2 separate regions of the Homo sapiens genome follow, and region 2 is linked to region 1. Evidence: chromatin contacts called from ENCODE Hi-C or POLR2A ChIA-PET data. All regions are on one chromosome and are shown on one strand. The core of a region is the stretch at or near the end of the contact, and the rest is flanking DNA. Distances in the headings are between cores, read along the strand shown.

What was found. A loop is a pair of places that touch in the nucleus more often than their neighbours do. ChIA-PET counts read pairs that join two places held with the same protein, here RNA polymerase II (POLR2A). Pooled maps may share reads with other maps.
Region 2: a loop to region 1 is called in a map with no recorded cell type, with 2.6 times the contacts of the local background. The contact joins two enhancer-like sites. A Hi-C loop is called at or near these places in 1 of 168 maps with a recorded cell type or tissue (PC-3), 1 of 37 single-sample maps with no recorded cell type and 2 of 50 pooled maps. POLR2A ChIA-PET finds 5 or more read pairs at or near these places in 2 of 52 experiments (MCF 10A and PC-9).

What each region holds. Positions count from the first base shown.
Region 1 is chr3:189,508,045-189,510,956 of GRCh38, forward strand. No RefSeq gene overlaps it. Among named protein-coding and RNA genes, the nearest start is that of TP63, 120 kb to the right of the region's middle. Within about 2 kb of position 1,252, at least 2 of the 41 ENCODE cell types and tissues checked have a DNase peak (open chromatin) inside an H3K27ac peak, as active enhancers do.
Region 2 is chr3:189,713,931-189,716,630 of GRCh38, forward strand. All of the region lies in intron 1 of TP63 (tumor protein p63), which reads left to right. Among named protein-coding and RNA genes, the nearest start is that of TP63, 84 kb to the left of the region's middle. Within about 2 kb of position 1,286, at least 2 of the 41 ENCODE cell types and tissues checked have a DNase peak (open chromatin) inside an H3K27ac peak, as active enhancers do.

The DNA.
Region 1 (2,912 bases), core at 2-2,501:
AAACCTTTGCACTATATGAATAATTGTAAAACTATGGTTTAGTGACTGTGAGCAAAACAAACCTGACCAGTACTTGACCACAAAGGACTCCCCCAGTTACTCTAAAAGTTTTTTGAGGAAGTACTTTAGAAGATTTTGAATGTGTTATCACTCTATTCTGTTAATATTAGGAAGAGAGGAGAAAACAGCCTACATATTTACAGCACTATACAGCTTTCATAACTCATTTGATCCACATAAAAACCTTGTACGATCTGAAGATCAAATAGGTAAAATAACTCACCCAAGGTCACCCTGCCAATGAATAGAAAAATTGGAATTCAATTAAGAGAACTAGAGCAAGCTTCCTTTCACTGCACCGTAGCTGCCTTGCACATTCACTGTATCGTTGAGTTAGAGAAGTTGAATTAGAACAAGTAAGGAGATGAGGCACAAGTCTAGTCACGGAAGACCTAAGAAGAAAGTGAAGAGATTTTTTATAAGTACACTAGTCCTAAGCATTTACATTCTAGTTAAGCTCCCTGTTGACTAATATCCAAGAAAAAGCCAGGCATAATGAGAACAAAATAAAATCATACGCAAGAATCTTTATTTTGACCCAGGAATTATTCCAAGCTTGTTTCCCACCCATTTGCTTCTACCTTCTTTCTTCACTAGCTGTCCATGGTCTTCACATCATTTAGAAAGTGTGAATTTGGGAGATGGCAGAAAAAACAAAAAACAAAAAAAAGCAGTCTTCTAGAGAAAAACAGTGGGCTGGTTAGAAGATGACACCTTGGAATGGTGCAGAATTGACTTTGCCAAGGAGAAGGAGAGAAATGACTGCATTTCATCATAACTATGCTTGAAAGAATGGAGTAGATGACCCCTTACGGCCACTTCCACTTGCCAGATTTCATATGCAAACTTACTCCTTTTTTATCCCTCAGAACACTGGAAAGGTTTCAAAAGACAAGTAATCTTAGCACACTCTGTCCTTGGAGAATTGTGGATGAAAGGGGCACATAAATACCTGTTATTAGTTTCATGCAGCAATTTTAGTTGGATTTTCTTGACCCATCTCCCCTTTTGTAATATTTCTCAGGGAGTATGCATATATGTGAGAGTGTGTGTGTGTGTGTCTGTGTGTGTCTGTGTGTGTGTGTGTGTTTAAGTGGTTTTGACCTTAGGGTTCTCTTTGATTTATAGGCAGCTCTGTAAGTTATGCTGGGATGGTTTCAGAGCCTGTTTGTTCTGGCATCCCAGTAAAGCTTTGCTTCCCATGGCAACTCCAGCCTACGAAGAAAGGCCTCAGGGAAAATACAGCTTTCATTGCCAGAATGAGGCAATAGCACTTTTGGGGTGCTATTTTGTTGGGTGGTGTATTAATTCTTAAGCAACTCCACTCATGGAAAACTAAAAAAGCGTTACAGTCTGAATATTACCACAGACAGCAGCAATCTCAGTTTCTCTCAAAAAAGTTAATTGATTCCATGAGACTTTATTTAATTTGGGGTTTTTCAGGCACTGTCTGCACAGTAGCAAGATTGTGGGGCATGACCTTAATGAGTGGTTCTAACATATGCATGTTCCCTTCTAAACAGCCTTCCCATTTATAGTCTCAACTTCACAGTTTAACCTTAAGGTCAATTTTTGACTTTCACTGATGCTCTTCCCTGCTTGTATTCAAAAGGAACCTGTGCTTCTCAGTCTTGGCGTGTACATCAGAATTAACCAGGGAGCTTCCAATAAATGCCAATGCCCAGACCCTACCATTAGAGATTCTAATAGTGGTGGCATGGGGCAGGGTTTGGGTATCAATAGTTTTCAAAGGTCCCCAAGATATTTTAATGTGCAGCCAGTGTTAAGCACCGTTGATCTGGTCCATTTCCTTTGAGGTCCTGAGAAGGGAAATAATTTCCTTAAGGTCATTAAGCAAATAGGTTTATTTTTGACCACACATGTTGACTCGTGGTTGATTAAAATGCCTATGCGTAGTTAATTGTTCTCTGTTATTATCTACATAACGGTCATGCTATTTACATTGTAAATCAGGTAGTCTGTGGTAGTTGAGTCCCAAAATACAAGGTGTTGACTTCCATTGCATGTCATACCCACCAGAATCTGCCAGTTGCCATTAGGAGTGTGACTATGGCTAGGAGAGGAGAAAAAATGGTGCCAAGGTAGCAGACCTACTGCATTTCCTGACAAAATGTTTTCTGTATTGGAAAGGTGACTTATTTCCGTGGTAAAGAGTGCTCCTGGGTATTTAATGAAATTATTCTCAGTATGGCCTGGTGATGAAGATGCTCTAGTGGGCTCTGTATACTCCTGACCTTACTTCTGTATTGTTCAGCTAGGTCTAAGTGTGCCACAGAGTGTGAGACTTTGTCAGCTTTGGAAGCCAACTAGTTTATGATTATGCCAATCTTGTGCCAAGAGCTCTCAGCTTATCGGTATGTTTGTGGTTGAAGTCCCAACATAAGTACACATTTTATTTTCTGTTGTGGCTTCTGTGTGATATTTCCTAAGAGATAAAATCATTTTTGGTAATAATTTTTTCCTAACTTTTTAATGTATTTTTAACAATTTTCTATTAAAAGGCTTATTTCAACACCATAACACAAAGTCTAAATGTATGTTCTTATTTGTTTACCTTTGATTTTTTCTTTTACTGAAAAAATTAATAAATCATTTAGCTAAAATTACTGTTAATGTAATATGAATAAATTTAACTTACATAAATTTGGTTTAAATTAAGAATGTATAAGATTGATTTTATAAACCTACACACACACACACACACACACACTCACACACATGAATAAGAATGTAGCTTTCTGGAACTATAATTGTGTTCATATGAAGAATGCTACTTATAGCTGCCCAGGGACTCTACTTCTAAAGGGAAACAGATTCAGAAGCAGAAGTCT
Region 2 (2,700 bases), core at 36-2,535, 210 kb after region 1:
TTTTGTTCAGTATGGAAAGAGTGATTAAAACCTGGTCTTCATTCTCTCCAAAGTACGGTTTTAATAGTTTCTGTTGATCCTTAACACATCTGAAACCTAAAAGCAATTTAGACAAAGTTGGATTTTCCAACTCTTCATTTTATATGTGGTATTCACAGATCCTCAGTGCCAAATGATTATCTGTAGATGAATTAAAGACACCCCGTAAGTGGAATTGTGTGTATGTGTATGTATGTGTGTGTGATGCAAAGCGTCACAGGACCCTCATAAGGTGGACTTTGGGAAAGGTACTATTAAACCTCTAAGAGTTCTGCCTTCAAGTTCTATTATTCTCTGCCATGACTTTTGGGAAAGTGATCATGTTCCCGGTGTTCTGAAAGTTTAAAGAGACGTATGCAAAGAGATGAGGTTTTAGCAATCGCTCCAGAAATTATCCCATCACATAGTGTAGGCTCATTGCCTAAGAACAGAATATAACCGAGAATAATACAGAAATATCAATATCCAAGGACAAGTACCGAAAAACAAATCTTGTTTTGACAGAGGTCTGTTAAAGTGTATGTTCGTACACCAATTATGCGGAAATTTTGAGAAGTTTCTTTTCTGTCCATCCTAGTAATGTTTGAGTGACTTGGTTGTGACTTAGAGGCCTCCTTTTCAAGACTGTATCTCTCACTGATGTACACCACAGTTTCTGATAGGTTTTCCTTGGCTGGAGATTATCCTTACATCTTTCCAAAATTCTCTCAAATATGAGAGGCCTGGTTTCTCAGGAGGGAGTATTGAAGAAGGGCATACATAAATGACAAAGAGTTAATTCAGCTTGCTTCTCAGAGTTAGAGTCATTGAACGTAAACACACACAGACATACATGTACACATTCATATAAAAAGCATCTCTTTTTTTTAAAGTGCTGTCTAAAAAGCAAAATAGAACAAAAATCCAAGAACTCAAAAATTCTACACAACCAGAGAAGCACTGGGAGAGAAACAGTACTGTACGTTCAGCAAACTGTTTTATTTTCCTCTTGCACGTAGTTAGCTATATTTTTCCAACCTCCCTTAAAGTTAGGCATGGGCATGTGACTTGGTTCTAACTAGTGCAATACAGGCAGGGTGCTTCATGCTGCTTCCAGATGTGGCCCTAAAATTACCATCTGACCCTTCACTTGCCCTCGTTTCCTCCCTTTCTCCTCCCTTCTCCTCTCCTCTCTTTATCATAGGCTGAATAGAGAGGACCCAGAAGAAATCTTTGAGGCCCTAGAGGACTGCTAAGCCACTAGATGGAAGGATTCTAGACCTCTTAGTCACCCTGAGTAGGAAAGTCACACAAGAGAGCTGCCAGAAGGGAAATATCTGTGTAAGATTTTGTGTGAGAAGGCTGATTATAGCATTTGTTTTGAAATTACGGCATTTGTTTTTTCCTGTGGTTATCTTTTAATCTAAAACAGGAAGCATTGAGGGTATGTTCTGATCACTTAGAAGAAGATAAGGTATAACATCCAGATTTGATCTCTCTAAGAATGTGCTACCTTTGCTATTCTAGGGAATATTCCTTGATATAAACATTAAGACCTATTAGGTATATACATTTCAGCAAAAGATGATTGTAATTACAAACTGACATTGATGGTAAATTACTCTATACCCTTAATAAGGTCACGGGTTGTGAGTCTGAAACCGTCTCTCTGGTGGTTTGGGACATAGCCACCATGGTATGTAAATCTGATGCTAAAAATTGGAGCAGCTAGCCATGTGAAGAATTTGGATACTGTACATAAACCACAATGAATCTTATTGTGGAATAGTAAAGATTTATCACTGTATAAATTTCTGTGCACTGATTTGGTCTGTTTGTTTTTCTTTTGTTAGAAAAATCAAGAGACCATGAAATTGTTTGAGAAATAATTCTAAGTCTACGTGAGCACTGAGGCTTCAGGAACTGAACCATGCTCTTCTGTGCCCATCCCTTAGCTCATTATTCTCAGAGGGATGTGGATTTCACTTTCAACCACTTTAGCTTAGATAGTGATAACAATTACCTACCATTTATTCAGTACTCACTACGTACTATACTAAAAACTATATACATCTCATTTACTCATACAGCGATATAGCACATTAAATATTTTTATTCCTGTTCCACATATGAGGAAACTGAGGCTTAGAAAGTTTAAGCAACTTGGTTCAAGTCAAACATCTGTAATGTGGCAAAACCACATTTCTAAAAGTCATGTTCCTAATCAGTGCTCAATGCATCCGTTACTGACCTTTGTATTCTTTATCTGTAATTGTATTAGATACCTCCCTTTTATGTATAATGTCCAATTTTATAAAATATATTTTTATTTACTCTTGAGTGAGATCAAACCCCAGGGGATAGCATATTTGTTCAGGGCCATTTTGTTTTAATGATTTTACACCATAAAATTTGTTTAGATTCTTAGTCACTGGACTTTGTGGAAAGAATGTCATAATTTCTGTGCTGAATTTAATTTTAAAAAGCCCTGGAAATGCTACTTCCATGATCCCTTCCCTTTTAAAGAGAGAGAATTTGCCAATCATCTTTCTCACTCAGTCCCAACATTGGAATGGTGTCATTAGGAAAGGAAATTTTCAGCTTTCACATCAGTAAACACAGTGGAGATGCAAGAAATCCATAGTTCTTACTCGGAAAGGACTGCGGAATTTTATGATATTC